Regions from separate parts of the Homo sapiens genome. Here region 2 is linked to region 1. The links are chromatin loops, found by intact Hi-C in ENCODE. Cell type or tissue: heart left ventricle. All regions are shown on one strand. Links, peaks and the distances in the headings refer to the core of each region. The heading gives the core; the rest is flanking DNA.

Region 1 (8,910 bases), core at 334-8,333:
TCAGAAGAGATGCTGGCCACTTTACAGATGAGCAAATTGAGGCTCAAAGATGTTACATGAATCACTCAAAGCCACATAGCTAGGAGCAGATCTGGAGCTGATTTGAGTCAGTCCAGAGGTGTAAGACCAGCAGGATGGCAGCAGCGGGTGCAGCAGGTGAGACGTGGGCTCCCTGGAGGCCTCCTGCACCTGGCACAGGCAGAGGGGCCATCAGCTTCCTCACCCGCTCGATCTTCTCCAGCCACTCCTTATTCTGAGCCAGCTCGGCCATGAATGCCTGGTGCCGGAGCCATCTCTTATGCAGCTTGTGGTTGTCCTCCCGCGTGCCATCCCGCGCCATCAGCATCTTCTCATGGATCCAGCCATCCAGCTGTGCAGAACAGGGCAGGAGGGCTCAGCTGGTCCCCTCAACCTGCCACAGCCCCCCATCCCTTCAGGAAGTCCCAGGTTCAGGGCCTGGGCTGCTAGGGTGTATGGGTGGAAGGAATAGGAAAGGATGAAAAAACCTTTGCAAGTGAGGCCTTTATATTGGGGGTGGGTGCAGCTCAAGCTCTTTCCTGGATAGAGGATGGATGGAAGGGTCCCCAGAATGCCCAATCCTTTGCTCCCCTGTCCCCTGTCCTGAGGGAAGCCCTCCTCAACTCCCCACAAGCCCCCAAGGCAGGGCCAGTCAGCCTCTTAGACTTGGGGACAGATCACCCCCCCCAAAACAAGCTCTCCAACCCAATTTAGCTAACTCCCAATTCATCCCCAGGACCACCCCTCCCATAGCAACACTTAGACACTTCATTCAATCTTAGCCACCCCCCAATAAGGACCAATTCAAGAGCCTCAACCCATTCCCAAGGGTATCAAATGAAGCCCCCATATCTAGCCCCAGTTCCTCCAGTATGGCCAGATAAACCCCCCAAACAACCTCCCAATTAAAGCCAACTCTAGCTCTCTCTAAACTAACCCTCTAATCTGGAGTAGACCCATCCTCCATAATCGAGATCTAGCACCCCTAATGAGCCCACAGGGCTCCCCAGTTCTAGCCCTGGGACTCTAAGACCATAGATCCCCAAACCATGACCAGTTCTAGCCCTCAACCAAAGCCAACCCCAGCCAAATGTGAAAAACAAAGCTGTGTTCTGGCTCTCCAAACCAGTCTACCCCAAAATCTAGCCACAGACTCTCCATCGTGGATCAGATCGGACCTCCCAAGCCCGGCCAGCACCCCCACCCCTACAACTAAAGCCAGTTCTAGTCCTCCTACCCACCAACAAAACCAGTCATCCAAAACGCAAGCACCAAGAGTGGGCCCCTCTCACGGCACTAGAGAGGATCAATCACAGGCTGCTTTTTGAGCCTCCCCCAACCCCCTCCAGTAAAAAACCAGACTTATCCTCCAAGCCAGAACTTCCCCACTCATGACCAAACCTGGCACCTGAAACAGTTTGCTCCTCCCCTTTCTCCTCCCCACTCCAGTCACAAGATCCTCCCTCCTCCCTCCTGCAAAAAAAAAAAAAAAAAAAAAAAAAAAAAAAAAAACAAACACTGGACTCCAGCTCCGCGGTCCCGGGAGGCAAATGCAGTCATAGCCAAGGACAAATCCCAGATCCCCAGCCGGCCAAACCCCAGCCCATGTCCCCTGAGCATGTGCTCCCCAGGGGTCCAGGACAGCATCACACTCCTTCATACACACACTAGAACCAAGTCCAGTGCTGAACCCCCCAACTCAATTCACAGGTTCCCGACGTGCAGGGAAGAGTCCAACGGCAACCACAGCCCGCAGTGAAAGCAGAGCCCTTAAAGAGATGGTACCCCATCCTCAAAGTAAAGCCCCCTCAAAAGTGATTCCTTCATGATGGAGGGCAAAACCAGACTATCCAACAACCCAGGAAAAGCCCCACAAAGTCAGAGCCCCCTAGACCCAGAGAAAATCCAAGGCCCCTCATCTTCCAAGGCAGAGCCCCCCAAAAGTGATTCACCTCCATCATCCAAGGCTGATACAGATCCTCCCAAAACAAGAAAGAAACCCCCCAAAAGGTTGAGAAACCCCCAACCCCAGGGCAAATCTTAGATGCCCCATTACCCGGAGAAGAGCCCCCCCTCGAAAGGCTGAGACGCCCTGAACCCTTAGGGCAAATCCAGATTACCCTAGAAGTGGTCTTAGAAGTCCCCCCGCTTCGCTCCCCTCCCTTGGGGGCCGGCCCCTCAGTCCCGCCCGCGCCAGCACCGCGGACAGCTCCCGGCGTCCTTGCCCCTCCCCCAGGGTGGGGGTCCGGGCGCCTGCCCGGCCCGCCCCCGCGCCGCCCCGCCCCTCCCTCCCGCGGCCACGACGGGCGGGCACGCGCCCGAGCCCCCTCCCCTGTCTGCGTCCGCGGGGTGCGCGCCAACCCCCTCCCCTGGGCGCCCCCGAGACCTGAAGCGGCAGTGGCGTTGGCGGGGCGTCCCTGCAGCGGGCGGGCGGGTGCTCGCCCCTCAACTGCGACGGCAGCGGCAGCGGCGGCGAAGGCTGAGGCTCCGGCGGCCGCGCGCCCCCTCCCTCGCCCCCGCGCGGCGGCCGCGCGCCCGCCCGCGTGCGCCCCCTGCCTGCCTCCCTGCCCGCCTCTTTGCGGGGCCCCAGGTGGGGGTGCAGGAGGAACCACCACTCGCCCCAAGGCTTCGGGTGGGGGGCTTCTGCGCCATCTCAGATGATTGCTGCCTGATCCAGAACAATCTCATGAGGGATGGGGGGTGCTCCTGGACCAAATCTAATGCCGGGAGGGAGCGCCTGGGGCTTGGACTGCCTCACTAAGGGAGTGGGGATTATGGTGAGGGGCTGGGTGGGGGCCTCCTGAACCATCTCTAATGGGAAGAAGCTCGGGCTCCTGGCCACCACATGTGGACAGGGGATATGGGAGGGCGACCTGGAACATCTCACAATCTCCAGTGGGGGCGAGGGGGAACAGGGGGTTCCTCCAGTGGCTCAAGTCCCGGCCTACCCCAGTTATGGGGGAGGGGGGCACGGTATGGAGGCCCTTGTTTATTCCGTGTGCGGAGAGAACAATCTCCCATGGGTGTTCAACATAGGGGGGAGGGTCGAATCGTCTTTAATTGAGGCTGAGGGGTTTAGGGGTTAGACCTGGTTCCTGAACCAGCTTTGGTTGGAAGAAACTTAGGTACGGGGTGATGATGGAGGAGGGGATGATCCTGGGTCACACAGATGGAGGGGCTCAGGGCCAGGCCTAGCTCTGTTTAGGGTTTAGGAAAATGTTTACTAGGCCATCTCTAATGTGGCCAAAGTCTAGAATCGTTTCTATGGAATGCAAGGGAAGGAGGGGAAGACAGCAGGTCTCCTGAACCGTCACTAATAAGGAAGGGGGCCTGGACCATCTCGGATTAGGGGAGATCGTCCCTAATGTGTGCAGATCATCCCTAAGGGAAGGGGCTTGATTACTGAACACCTTTAAAGGGGCGAGGGCTTGGTTCAGAGCCATCGCTGGCTGCAGGAGGGCGCAGGGCCGCTGGCCCCCCCACGGCCCTCGGCCCTTATCCCCACCGCCCGCCCCGCCCCTCTCCTGGGGTAGAGCGATTCTCACAAATCTCAGGAGAGAAAGGTGAGATCAGCGCGCGTCCCCGCGGGACCCGTAGGCGCGGACACGCGCGGTTGCCAGGGGCGCCCGGGGCCCCTCCTTCGTTTCCCGGAGTCGGCGTGGGCGGGCAGGGACTTGCGGAGCATGCGCACTGAGACCCGGCTCCGCGCGCCCCCTGGCGGCTTAGAGCGAGCATCGCTCCGCGACCCACTTAGACGGGGCGTCCCCACCCCCACCTCGGCCGAGAAGCACTTCCCTCCCGACTAAAGGGGATGTCTCCGTCCCCAGCACACCTGGAGTTCCTACCTCGTGGCAGTCTCGGAGGAAGTGCTGCAGCTCAAGTTGGTCATGTAGCTTTTGCATCCATTGCTGGGCCCGTAACTGGTTTTCTTGGTTCCTGGGGATGGGGAGATAAGGGCTGGGGAAAGGCCCCGGGTTGGGGGGTGCGGCGCTGGCAGTAGGACTGTGAGGGCACTGGGCTGGGTAGGGGAAGAAGGGCGTGGAAAATATGTAAGAGAGAGGGAGGAATTAGTGGGGCAAAGCCAGGGACGCAGGGACGGGGCTGAAGAAGGGCAGAGAGAGAGACAGACAGAGGAAGAGAAAGGGAGAGGCAGAGACAGGCACTTAGAAAGAAAGAGATATAGACGGAGAGAAAAAAAGGCAAGTCCAGAGAGAAAGATAACAGAGAAGTAAAGACAGACATACCTAGGGACAAAAACAAAACAAAACAAACGAGAAAGTGAGAGGAGACACCAGAAAGAGAGCGAGAGAGAGAATAAAAAAAGACGAGAAAAGAGATGGAGCAAGGCAGAGCCAGAAAGAAACTCAGGGAGCAGCAGACGACGAAAGAGAGGAGGCAGAGAGAGGGAAAGTGACAGGAGGAGTCCGGTCAGGGACAGCCCAGAGAGAGACAGGCAGAGGAGTGGCAAATGCCACCAGGAAAAGACAGCCCCACAGACGACAGACAGACCAGGGGGCCGCAGAGTTGGAGAGAGGGAAGAGAGCAGAGTGTGGGGAGAGATGACAGCAGAGTCGCAGAGAAGCTGAAGTGGGCACTCCTGCAGGCAGAGCGAGGCCCTTGGCCTGACTGAACTGACCAGGCTGGACCCAGGCCGTACCACTCTGGAGCCGGCTGGGACCATGGGCCCCGGGCAGTCTGGCCTCCTGCCCACAGTGCAAGGCAAAGTGCCCAAGAGGCCTGGTGGATGGGGCTGGGGCATCCCACATGGGCTCCCATGCATCCCTGTCCTGTTGCTATCTGTCTCCCCCAGGGAGAGAGAGAGAATGAGACTATCCTCCCAGGGTCTCCATGAGAGTCCTTAGAGATCCTCCCAGGGTCTCCATGAGAGTCCTTAGAGTCCTTTTTTTTTTTTTTTTTTTTTGAGATGGAGTCTCGCTCCATCGCCCAGGCTGGAGTGCAGTGGCGTGATCTCGGCTCACTACAACCTCCACCCCCCAGGTTCAAGCGATTCTCCGGCCTCAGCCTCCCAACTAGCTGGGATTACAGGCGCCCACCACCAGGCCTGGCTAATTTTTGTATTTTTAGTAGAGACGAGTTTTCGCCATGTTGGCCAGGCTGGTCTCGAACTCCTGACCTCAAGTGATCCACCCGCCTTGGCCTCCCAAAGTGCTGGGATGGGAGTGAGCTCCTGCACTCGGCCAATCTCAGAGGCCTTTCTGACCTACCAGGCCCCACACCCCCACCTTTCCAAACTCTTATTCTCCTTGCACTCTTCCCCCTCACTCTGTGGTAACTGTACTGCCCTTCTCGCTGTGCCTTGAGCAAGCCTCAGGCCCTTGGCACTAGCCGTTCCCTCTGCTGGGAATGCTCCTTCCCCCAACATCTACTCAAAGATCACCTTCTTCGTGAGGTCCCTCCTGACCACTCCCCAACACTTTCTGGCTTTCTTCCCTTCTTTAATTTTCTCCTTAGCACTTAACGCAATCTAACACGTGCTATATGTTACTTATTTATCTTGGCTGTCTCCCATGCTAGGATATATCATTTCCATGAGGGCAGGGATTTTTGTCTGTTTTGTTCATAGATGTGTCCCCAATGCTTAGAAAAAGGGCTTGGCATACAGTACACGCTCGACTTATATTTGTTAAATGAATGAATGCAAGAAACACAGTGGCAGAGAGAAAAAAGATGGGAGAAACAAAAGTACAGTATCTGTGAAAGACAGAGGCAGAAAAGACAGGGTTAGAGAGGTGCAGATGGAGGGAGAGAAAAACGGAGAGAAAAACAGAGAGGGAGCAGGAAACAGAGATACAGAAATAGATGGATAGATGGAAGCAAAGAGACAGAGTGTATAGGAGACAGTTGCAGAGACAGAACCAGAGAGAAGGAACAGGAAGGGCCTGAGACAAGCAAGCGAAGCACTGACTGCCTCCTGCCCAACTTAGCTTAGGAGCCAGGAAAGATAAAATGCCTCTGAAATTGAGCTGAAATCAATCTTTCCAGGCCTTCAGCAGCCAAACTGTCAAGCATCAGTCCTAGAGATGAGGAAGACCCTGAGTCTCCATGAGGGTGAAAGAACAACAGAGTAGGCCGGGCACGATGGCTCACGCCTGTAATCCGAGCACTTTGGGGAGGCCAAAGTAGGAGGATTGCTTGAGCCCAGGAGTTTGAAACCACCCTGGGCAATATAGTGAGACTTCATCTCTACAAAAAAAGAATGAAAAATTAGCCGAGCAAGGTGGCACATGCTTTTAGTCCCAGCTACTCAGAAGGCTGAGGCAGGAGGATTGTTTGAGCCCAGGAGATTGAGGCTGCAGTGAGCAGTGATCGCACCACTGCACTCCAGCCTGGGCAACAAAGCAAGACCCTGTCTTTAAAAAAAAGAAAAGAAAAGAAAGCAACAGGGTTCAAATCTAGGCTGTGGCACTTCCTGGCCATGACTCTGGGCAAGTCAGTTTTCCCCTCTGAGCCTCACATGCAAAACGCAGATAAGAACAGCACCTAGCGGCCGGCGCGGTGGCTCACGCCTGTAATCCCAGCACTTTGGGGAGCCGAGGCAGGTGGATCACTTGAAGTCAGGAGTTTGAGACCAGCCTGGCCAACATGGCAAAACCCTGTCTCTACCAAAAATACAAAAATTAGTTGGACATGGTGGCTCTTTCCTGTGATCCCAGTACTCAGGAGGCTGAAGCAGGAGAATAGCTTGAACCCTGGAGGCAGAGGTTGCAGTGAGGCGAGATCGCGCCACTACACTCCTGCCTGGGTGACAGAGTGAGACTCCATCTCAAAAAAAAAAAAAAAAAAAAAAAGAACAGCACCTCACACACAGGTTCCAGGTGAGGGGCCAGGCAAGCTGAAGCTCTAAGTGACTTGCCCTGAATGTCACGGATTCAGGGGTGAAGCCAGGTCTAAGACCCCCAGGGCCCCAGGGCCCCAGTCCCCAGCTCTGTATGGCTCTGCCCCCTTGGCGGATGTGGAAACTCCTCCCACTCCTCCCACTCCTCCCACAGGGTGGGAAATGTGTCCCTAGACAAATAAATGACTGGGATGGTGGGAAGGTGCAGAGATTAGTCCGTCTCAATCCCTCTGTGACCACACCTCACCCACCACAAGCCTGGGACAAATGCTGCCTCTCCCACAGCGGCTGCACGTCTCCCATCCGGGCCCTGACCTTTCTGCCTGGACTTCCTCCATCCCAGCCCCGAGCATTCTGGGCCATCCTTGTCAGATAACGTTCGAGCTCTGTGAGGCAGGAATCATGTTCTGTCCTGGTCATTTCTGTGAACACACCCCCACTCCGTACAGAGCACGGGCTCAGTACATGTTTAATTGACTGGAGGATGAGTGAATAAACAATAGAGTGAAAGGAGCAATTAATGAATGACTGAAAAGTAATGAATGAATGAATCATGGAATGAACAGTCCCCCGGGCTCCTCCTCCTCGTTTTGCTGAGCCTGGCATGCAGCAGGTGCTCAAGAAATGTGGAACAGGCCATGCTCAGTGGCTCACACCTATAGTCCAGCTACTCAGGAGGCTGAGGCAGGAGAGTTGGTTGAGCCCAGGAGTTCCAGGCTGCAGTGAGCTATGATTGCACCACTGCACTCCAGCCTGGGCAACAGAGTAAGATCCCTGTCTCAAAAAAAAAAAAAAAAAAAGTGGAACAAAGGAAGGATCCAGGCCTGGATGGAAAAGGGGGCACTAAATGATGAGTTTGCATCCTCAAGAACAGAATTCCCATAAAAGTTTCCTTTAGAAGCATGCTGCCTTGCCCCAGATAAATCTAGGGAAAGGATGTCTGAGCCGTAAACAGAAAAGGGGTAGCGGTCCTGGGGCTGGGGGTGGCACAGTGAAGTGACCAGGGATGCTTTCTGTCAGGAGATGGGAAGACAGAAGGAGGGGTACTGGGTCCCCTTCTGGCCTGGATCATGCCGGAGAGAGCCAGAGAGCCTGAGAGGAGAAATTTAGGGTCACCAGGAGGAGCAGAAACAGCTCTAATGACAGACAGAACTGGGTCTGGAAGATGAGAAAGGACTTCCCATGATGGCTGGAGGTGGTGGTGTTGTTTTGTTCAGTGCCTACCTACAATAGTGCCTGGCACACAGTAGATGCTCAATAAATATCTTCGCTTGATTAGTGCAAGGACAGACAAGAGAGTGGTGGCAAGAGACAGATGGCGACAGAAGCAGAGAACAATGAGGTTCAAGAGATGAGAGAGACACAGAGACATGCAGACACTCACTTTGCATGCTTCCTAGAGTGGCTGGGGCCAGGAAGAGGTGCTTATGCAAAATATTTGACAACCAGCCTGGCAGGGGACACTGTCCCATCTGGAAAGCTGGAACACACCTGTGCCTGGCCTCTAGCTGCTGGATCTGGGGAGGTCTGGGGGTTCCCAAGGAGGGTGCAGAAGAGCAGGATGGATAATGAGGCATCTAGGGAAGTAAGTTAACACATTTTTTTTTTGGAGGGGGGACAGAATGTTGCTGTGTCATCCAGGCTGGACTGCAGTGATATGATCACAGTTCATTGCTGCCTCAATCTCCCGGACTCAAACAGTCCTCCCATCTCAGCCTCAAGAGTAGCTGGGACTACAGGCACGCATCACCACGCCCAGCTTTTTTTTTTTTTTTAATTTTAGAGAAGGGGTCTCACTATGTTGCCCAGGCTGGTCTGGAACTCTTCAGCACAAGCAATCCTCCCGTCTCAGCCTACCGAAGTGCTGGGATTACAGGCATGAGTCACTGCACCCAGCCTAACATTTTAACAACAGGACCAGCTATCCCATGCTCAGGGCAGACTTAAGAAAGAAACCTTTCATTGTATATCCTTCTGTATCTTTTGGGTTGACAGCCTCAGGTTACCTTTTCACAATATATCCACTTAAGGCCAGG
Region 2 (8,910 bases), core at 326-8,325, 49 kb before region 1:
GGAAGGAGAATTGCGTGACCCCAGGAGGCAGAGGTTGCAGTGAGCCGAGATCATACCACTGTACTCCAATCTGGGCAACAGAGAATGACTCCATTTCAAAAAAAAAAAAAGTGAAGATTCCAGCAGGAATTAGAGAAGATAAAATGGGCCAGAAGATTTCTGATGGGGTATGGGATTCTAAAACGGTCTGGAATTCTAACAGCACTGAGATTTGCAATAAGGCAAAAAAACCTCCACTGGTGGCAGGGGATTCTTACGAGGGCTGAGATTTATTTGGGGACAGATTAATAAGTCCGAGATTTGTTGCTGTGGCTTTGAGACAGGGTCTTGCTCTGTTGTCCAGGCTGGAGTGCAGTGGTGCAATCATGGCTTACATAGCTCACGGCAGCCTCGAACTCCTGGCCTCAAGCAATCCTCCTGCCATGGCCTCCCAAAGTGCTGGAACTACAGATGTGAGTTACTGTGCCCAGCCATAAGTCAGAGATTTCTTTTTTTGTTTTTTTTTTTTTTTTGAGATGGTGTCTCACTCTGTCCACTCTGTCGCTCAGGCTGGAATGCAGTGGTGCGATCTCAGCTCACTGCAACATCTGCCTCCCAGGTTCCAGTGATTCTCCTGCCTTAACCTCCTGAGTAGCTGGGATTACAGGCACGTGCCACCACACCCAGCTAATTTTTTTGTATTTTTGAAATAAAGACTGGGTTTCACCCTGTTGGCCAAGGGGGTCTCGAACTCCTGACCTCAAGTGATCTGCCCGCCTCAGCCTCCCAAAGTGCTGGGATTACAAGCATGAGCCACCGCACCGGGCCAAGTCAGACATTTCTCATGGCCACACAGAATAGCGCATTCTAACAAAACCAAGAGATCTAACAGGGCAGGGAATTCTGATGGAGGGAGAATTGTATGTGGGTGGATTTTTCTAGGAAGCCAGGGAATTCTAACAGGATACAGAATTCTGAAGGGCTGGAGCATTCTAATGACACAAACAGATCTAATAGAGCAGAGAATTCTTATGGGTTTGAGGATTTTATGGGGTGGGTCATTTTAACAGGCAGTAGAATTTAAAGGACAGAGGGTTCTGGAAAAGGCTTGGGGTCATACCTATCTCGGAGCCACCGCCTTCCGCCTGCAGAGCCCATAGCAGGATCTCGCTGCCGGTGGCTGCTGCCACCATCTTGTCATGTTCACCCAAAGCCCCACCATGCACCCGGGCTGTGAGCGCCAGTCGTTCGATGGGCCAGTCCAGGCGGGGGCTGGAAAACACCAGCTGCCAGCCAGAGGCTTCCTTCAACCTGTAGGATCGAGGGGACATCACCAACCCTCACCGCATGCCCTTCCCATCAACAGGGCTGGGACCTCCTGCCACTCCCTCCCCAAGCACCTGTAGCAGACTAGAAACTGGGTATAGGCCACAGCGATCCAATTATGGTGTCCACACACCAGGCGCACCATCCCCGGCTCCTCAGGTTGTCCTTGAGGGGAAGAGTAGGGATCAGAAGAGGGTCACAGGGACCCCACAGCTGCCCCAACCTTCCACGAGATAGAAACGTACCTGAGGGTGAGGGAGGGGTTTTCTCATCCAGCATTCGGCCCAGCAGCCCTGCATTGCCAAGGTTGGGGGGCATCGTGTTGCTCCGTCGGACAGGGGCTGGCCGTCCTCCTAGCTGCTGAGGCCCCACTAGGCTGTGCCGGTTCCGCCGCTTCACTGGGAACACTACAGTGAGAATAAGAGGTAGAGTAACAGTCATTGTAATCGTGGCTGTCACACAGCAAGCACTTAAAATATGACGGTGATTGATTTCCCCATGTGTGGGACATAGTCTCCGGGTGAAGATTTTAAGTGGTGCAGTGACACAGCATGAAATGACACTGAACCACATAGCAAGTTACTTCCCTTTCAGTTCCCTTGAGCCCAGCACAGAGGAAGACTGAGTTTAGTGCTGCTGTGATATTAATGAATCTGCAGTATTACCTAATTTTCCGTTTTTTTTTTTTTTTTTTTTTTTGAGTTGGAGTTTCGCTCGTTGCACAGGCTGGAGTGCAATGGCACAATCTTGGCTCACTGCAACCTCTGCCTCCTGGGTTCAAGTGATTCTCCTGCCTCAGCCTCCCAAGTAGCTGAGATTACAAGCACCCACCACGACACATGGCTAATCTTTTATATTTTTGGCAGAGATAAGGTTTCACCATGTTGGCCAGGCTGGTCTCGAACTCCTGACCTCAGGTGATCCACCCACCTCAGCCTCCCAAAGTGCTGGGATTACAGGCATGAGCCAATGTGCCTGGCCCTAATTTTCACTTTTAATAAATGGAAGACTGCACCCTTGGCAAGCAATAGCATCTAGCCAGAGTTGTTTTTCGTTTTGTTTTGTTTTGAGACAGCATCTCGCTCTGTCACCCAGGCTGGGGTGTAATGAGTGATCATAGTTCACTGCAGCCTTGACCTCCTGGGCTCAAGCGATCCTCGCACTCCAGCATCCTAAGTAGCTGGGACCACAGGTGCATACCACCACACCTGGCTAATTTTTTTTTATTTTTAGTAGAGATGAGGTCTTGCTGTGTCACCTGGGCTGGTCTCAAACTCCAGGTCTCAAGTAATCCACCTGTCTCGGCCTCCAAACTGCTAGGATTACAGGTGTGAGCCACTGCTACAGGCCAGAGTTTAATAACACTGCTATGTTTGGGTTTTATTTTCATGTTTACTTTGTATTTATAATATAAAGCTTGCATTTAAAATGATTATTATTTTTTTAATTAGCCGGGCATGGTGGCGAGTGCTTGTAGTCTCAGCTACTCAGTGGCAGAGCTGAGGTGGAAGGATGGCTTGAATCTGAGAGGCAGAGGTTGCAGTGAGCCAAGATCGCACCACTGCACTCCAGCCTGGGTGACAAAGCCAGACCCTGTCTCATAAAATTAAATAAATAAATAAATAAATAAATGATTGTTTTTCGGAAAACAGGATAAAACTAAGTTGGAAAAGTACTACTACAGATCTTTATATCTGGCAACTTTCATGAAGGTAGCAGGTGCTGACTGCAGTTAGGGAAATAAAGCTGTAGATGAAATTTCCCTACTCTGTTACTTCTACCAATCAGAAAAGCCTAGTTCCAATAACCACTGGGGCATACCTTCCATGGCCAGTGGGCTGGCTATCATGGGCATTACTGTCAATAACTTCCTATTAATATTTCTCCCCTCCATACGAAGAATCCCAGGTCTTCCAAAGCCCCCCCTACAAAGAAACCAAACCCGGACTACAACTCCCATGGGGCTCCAGGACATCCTTCTGAGCCTCAAGAGTTAGCTGGCCCATTGTCTCATGGGAAATGCTGTGTCCAACTTCCTTTCCAAGCATCAGCCCAAGCATCTGATAGGGAACTACACCTCCCACTGTATCTCAGGACGCACAGCACAGGCACCCGAGAGCTGCAGCCTTATGGGAAATGTAGTCTTTGGCCCACCTCCGCGCCCCTCCATTCCATTGGGAGTGCCTACCTGGTGGCGGCAGGTAACCATTGAAGAGGACGTTTCCACAAGAAGATCGATCCAACTCCTCTCGAAGCTGCAGGCGACGAACTGCAACAGGAGGACTTAAAGGCTGGGACTTAGGGAGATGCTGAGGCCACCCCATTTCCCCCTCCCCATTTCTTTCTACACAGAGTACCAATACTCCTCCCAGTACGAATACAGACCCGGCCAGGGCCATAACCAGTCCTCCCACCTCTACCCCAGCCCTCTTTCAGGAGAGAAGGGGAAGAGGGGCAGGTAGCATCACAGAGTTGGTTTTCTATACAATGAGGATGATAGCTGGGGGCTCCCACTTACCCAGAGGAGTGAGCCCATAGAACTGGGCTTCATGGAGGAGGCTGGAACCGTGGACACCCCTGGGTAGTAGAATTGACTAGAGGTCAGGGTCTAGGTGTGGGGGTGAACAGAGAATGCTGAGAGGGTAATTTTCAAAACTGCACAGAGAATGTCAAGGGGTAGAAAGTTTTGATGGAATAAAGATGCTAAGGAGTGATGATATGGGTGGAGGAAATGTTGAGTGTGTGTGTGTGTGTGTGTGTGTGTGTGTGTGTGTGTGTGTGTAGGGAGAAATCGAAGGACATAAAATTTTAACATGATCAAGATTCTCATGAAGTTTTGCCTGTTTGCTTTTTTAGAGAAGGGGTCTCGCTATGTTGCCCAGGCTAGTCTCCAAATCCTGGGCTCAAGTGATCCTCCCACCTCGGCCTCCCAAAGTGTTGGGATTACAGGCGTGAGCAATCCCGGCGCGCCCGGCCTGTGATCAAGGTTCTGAATGAGAATTCTAATAGAATGGAGCTCACGTGGACATTCAGAGGAGGTGAAAGAACTCCTCAGGGACTGAAGACAGTGAGGGACTCCCTCCCCTTTTTCCATGCCAACCTGGGATCCAACTCTTTGGTGCGCAGGAAGTTGAGGATGGGGGCGAAGACTGTAGGGTCCCTGTCGATGAAGATCTGCGGGAAAGGGGGGCAGAGGATGGATGGGGTAAAAGGCAGGACTGAGTGGGGTCCTGCCCCTCTTCCTACCAACCCCTCCCCCCCATCCCATTTCAGTTCTTGTCCGACTCACTGCTCCGGTCTCATCTTTCAGCGTCGAGATGCGTCCGCTCAGAAGACTGCAGGGAAGGGACACCGAGCAGGCGTCACGGGCCGGGGGAGTGGATATTAGGTCTCCCACGCCCTCTCCATCCCTCCTACCCTCGCCCCAAACTCGCTCTCCCGATCACCTGGAGAAGAAGGAGTCTGGGATCCAGGTGAGAGTCTGGCGAGAGGTACTGAATCTGGGCGGGGAAGGTAAACGGACGCAAGAGATGAAGAGGAGCGGGTGAGGAATGCGTCCCCCTCCCGCAGGATCCAGGGTTCCCTCCCCTTCCCCCTCCCCCGGCGTTTTTCCAGAATCTCGCGCCTCCAAAGGGGGGGGGGGCGGAGCAACCCTTGATGGACAGGGATTCCCCCAGGAGAGGCGGATACTCCCACCCCGCTTCCCGCCCCCGAGGATGGGACCTCAGGAGTCTCCCACACTCACCTCTTGCCTCCCACATTCAGATGAATGACTTCCCCGGGAGGCCCCCGACTGGGGACCCCCTCGGCTGCAGTAGCCGCTGCTGCCATGGCCCCCGGGCGAGCCGGCTGGCCCGCACCCACTTCCGGGTGTGCACCCGGACCCCGCCTCCATAGGCTGCTCATTGGGCCAGAGACTCCAGGAGTCACTAGCGATTGGACAGAGCGCCTGCCCATCGCGGTTAACTTTTCCGCCTCCTTAAAGGGGTCCGCCTTTCCTGAACTTGACGGGGCGGACCCGGAGTCTCCTTTGGGGAAGTTTATTACGAAGCATAACGAAATATTCTCCATCCCTCTAGGTTCTCGTCAAGGGGCGTGTGTTTAGACCCCGAAATTAAGTCCACATAAAAGGGTACATCTGGATGTTCTCCGCAGCCACGGTACCCCCGTGCCCCTCTCCCCACCCCGCACCCACCCCTACAGCCACCACAGCCCTCCTTTCAATCCTCCCGGGCGCAGCCCAGAAAACCCAAACAAAGGACCATAGACCGTCAAAGCCAAAGGGTTTATTATAGGTACATACAGTGTGCGCCCGCCACACCGCCCCACACCCCCGGGCCCCAGCGGCTTCTCCAGGCGGCCATGGGGACTGCCCACAACCCAATCCCCCGACTCCCCAGGGAGGTGCTCCAGCCAGAAGCATGCAGGGGTGGGCTTCCCCTCGCCCCTCCCCTCATGAAGTGGCATTTACAACTGGAGGGGGGAGGAGAGAGGAAAACAGTTTTGAGCTTTGACGCCCCTCCCATTAAAAGCCTTCGCGGATGCGGGGCGGGGGAGGAGGAGATCGACGTTTTGCAAAAATAAACTAAGTCAGGAATTAACCGCATGGCTCTGAGGCGGCGGAGTGCAGGGGGCTAGGGCCCCTTCACTCCCCCCTCCCAGACAGAGATCAAGGCAGCATTGGAAGTGAGGTAAAGGCGGGGAGGGGGTGTCCCCTCCCTGCCCCCTAGCACCCTGGATGGTCCAGGGGACCTCACCAGCGCCCCCGTGCCCATCCCTAGGGCAGAGAGGGGGGCAGGAATTACTGCCCCCACCACCCCAGCTTCTTGGGGCAGGATCTGCAGATCGGGGCTGGGGGCTTGGCTCAACTGGCCCCCTGCCCACCCCCATCAAGCTCAGTTATTGCATAAAAATAAGGGACCCCCAGCACCTGGGGTGGGGGTGGTGAGTGGGAAGGGGCCGAGATATGGCTATAGGGGCAGCAATCTCCCCACCACTTCTTGGGGTGCAGGAGAAGTCCCCTCCTTTCCGGTGCCCACCATGTCACGCGTCCTCAGTGTTGGAACTAGGGGCTCCCGCCCCTGCGGAAGAAAAAGTGTCTTTGTGCCCACAGTGCGGAAAAGAGGGGAGACGAGATGTGTCAGGTCCTGGGGGTGGGAAGTCACTTCCTGCGCCCGCTGGCCCTGCGATCTCCGCCTTCCCTCTTAGGGTTGCCCTCATCTGTGGATGAAGTAGTGGGTAGTGTCTGGCCCCAGCGGGCGATCTCTGCGTGTTCCGCCACCGAGGAAGCTACAGCCTCCAGCCAGCCGTTCATCTCCTCCTGGGGGAAGAAACAGGGCACAGAGGCCGTATTTGGAAGAGAGAAGCTGGAATAATAGGTGAATTTCAGATCAGACTACCCTCTCTGAAATTCAGTTTTCTCATCTATTAAAAAGGGATGATGATGATGATGCAGTTACATAGCAATATGTGCCAGGCTCTGTTCCAAACACTTTAGTGGATTAATTCCCTTAAACCTATGCAATAGGATTGTATATACTTCCTACTACAGAGATAAATGACACAAACAATGATAATAATATGGGCAGGCACTACTAGAGCACTGATATTTACTAGGCCCTGTGCTAAGTATCAGTTTATCATGTATCAATTAAACATGGAGCAATTTAATTCTCACAGTAACCCTATGATAAGAGACTTTTTTTTTTTTTTTTTTGAGACAGAGTCTTGCTCTGTCCCCCAGGCTGGAGTGCAATGGCTCGATGTCAGCTCACTGCAACCTCCATCTCCCAGGTTCAAGAGATTCTTGTGCCTCAGTCTCCTGAGTGTCTGGGACTACAGGCACGTGCCACCATGCCTGGCTACTTTTTGTATTTTTAGTAGAGATGGGGTTTCGCCACGTTGGCCACACTGGTCTTGAACTTCTGACCTCAAATGATCTGCCCACCTCAGCCTCCCAAAGTGCTGGAATTACAGGTGTGAGGCACCATGCCAGGCCAAGAAACTATTTTTAATCTTCATTGTGCAGATAAGTAAAAGAAGGCATGTAGTGGGTAAAGGCCTACTTCTGGCCGGGTGTGGTGGCTCATGCCTGTAATCCCAGCACTTTGGGAGGCTGAGGCGGGTGGATCACCTGAGGTCAGGAGTTTGAGACCAGCCTGACCAACATGGAGAAACCCCGTCTCTACTAAAAATACATAAATTAGCCGGGCATGGTGGCGCAAGCCTGTAATCCCAGTCACCCAGGTAGCTGAGGCAGGAGAGTCGCTTGAACCCGGGAAGTGGAGGTTGCAGTGAGCTGAGATTGCGCCATGGCACTCCAGCCTGGGTGACAAGAGAGAAACTCTGTCTCAAAAAAAAAAAAAGCCCACTTCTTCATTGCATCTTGTGAAGATTGAATGAGATAACAAGTGTTAGTTATTACTCTCAACATCTCTTCAAACCACCTTTATGCTTGCCTCTCTCAGACTCCTCTTCCTCCTCTCCCCACAGGCCTGTGTGGCCCAGCCATGCGCTCTCCCACTTGGGTCCCTGCCCTGGCCGCGGCCTGGGCTACCCACCCAGGTAGCCAAAGGAATCTTTTTTTGTTTTGTTTTGTTTTGTTTTGTTTTGTTTGTTTGTTTTGTTTTGAGATGGAGTCTCGCTCTGTCGCTCAGGCTGGAGTGCAGTGGCGCAATCTCAGCTCACTGCAAGCTCCACCTCCCGGGTTCAAGCCATTCTTCTGCCTCAGCCTCCCAAGTAGCTGGGACTACAGGCGCCCGCCACCATGCCCAGCTAATTTTTTTGTATTTTTAGTAGAGACGGGGTTTCACCGTGTCAGCCAGGATGGTCTCGATCTCCTGACCTTGTGATCTGCCCGCCTCGGCCTCCCAAAATGCTGGGATTACAGGCGTGAGCCACCATGCCCGGCCTGTTTATTTTGTTTTTGAGATGGAGTTTTGCTCTTGTTACCCAGGCTGGAGTGCAATGGCGCTGTCTCAGCTCACTGCAACCTCTGCCTTCCGGGTTCAAGCAATCCTCCTGCCTCAGCCTCCCGAGTAGCTGGGATTACAGGCATGCACCATAAGAGATGGGGTTTCTCCATGTTGGTCAGGCTGGCCTCAAACTCCTGACCTCAGGTGATCCACCCGCCTCGGCCTCCCGAAGTGCTGGGATTACAGGCGTAAGCCACTGCGCCCAGCCAGGAATCTTTTTTACACATCACTGTAATCCCCCCTAGCTCTCCAGTGCCCTTAGGTAAAAAATCCAATCTCCTCCAAATGGCCCATCCTGTCCTGAGACACCTATCTCCTGGGAACCTTTCTGGGACCTTCTTCCATGAACTCTGCCCTCCAGCAGTTAACCCTTTGCAATACTGCACCTCTGGTCCTCTGCACTTGCAGTTCCCTCTACCTAGATCACCCACCCCCTCTTGTTTTTGAGACAGAATCTCACTCTGTCACCCAGCCTGGAGTGCCATAGTACAATCACAGCTCATTGTAGCCTTGACCTCCCTGGTTCAGGTGATCCTTCCACTCGGCCTCCTGAGTAGCTGGGACCACAGGCATGTGCCACCACTCCCGGCTAATTTATTATTATTATTACCCATAGAGATGGGATCTTTCC

What was found. A loop is a pair of places that touch in the nucleus more often than their neighbours do. Peaks named below come from ENCODE experiments on the same cell type or tissue, not always from the same donor. Only the 100,000 strongest peaks of a DNase experiment are listed, where the experiment ranks them.
Region 2: it touches region 1 in a loop (1.8-fold over the local background); 15 of 110 quality-filtered maps call a loop at or near these places.

Annotation. Positions count from the first base shown.
Region 1 is chr19:40,524,085-40,532,994 of GRCh38, reverse strand. It overlaps SPTBN4 (spectrin beta, non-erythrocytic 4), which reads right to left. Exons shown (of 36, transcript NM_020971.3): 18 at 3,864-3,954; 19 at 224-370. Among named protein-coding and RNA genes, the nearest start is that of SHKBP1, 48 kb to the left of the region's middle. RefSeq lists a silencer at 3,498-3,817. In heart left ventricle, for the core only: CTCF peaks have their summits at 2,614 and 3,737 (motif pointing left); a DNase peak (open chromatin) is centred at 3,684; H3K4me3 peaks cover 1,252 bases; H3K27me3 peaks cover 1,067 bases.
Region 2 is chr19:40,573,126-40,582,035 of GRCh38, reverse strand. It overlaps SPTBN4 (spectrin beta, non-erythrocytic 4), which reads right to left. Exons shown (of 36, transcript NM_020971.3): 36 at 5,572-6,625. The coding sequence ends at 6,467. SHKBP1 (SH3KBP1 binding protein 1) reads right to left here and starts at 5,163. Exons shown (of 18, transcript NM_138392.4): 1 at 5,051-5,163; 2 at 4,752-4,805; 3 at 4,595-4,640; 4 at 4,406-4,479; 5 at 3,824-3,882; 6 at 3,494-3,574; 7 at 1,551-1,712; 8 at 1,380-1,470; 9 at 1,100-1,290. The coding sequence starts at 5,136. RefSeq lists silencers at 5,065-5,134, 5,155-5,334, 5,685-5,774. In heart left ventricle, for the core only: no CTCF peak of the experiment used is centred there; a DNase peak (open chromatin) is centred at 5,235; H3K4me3 peaks cover 1,616 bases; H3K27ac peaks cover 356 bases.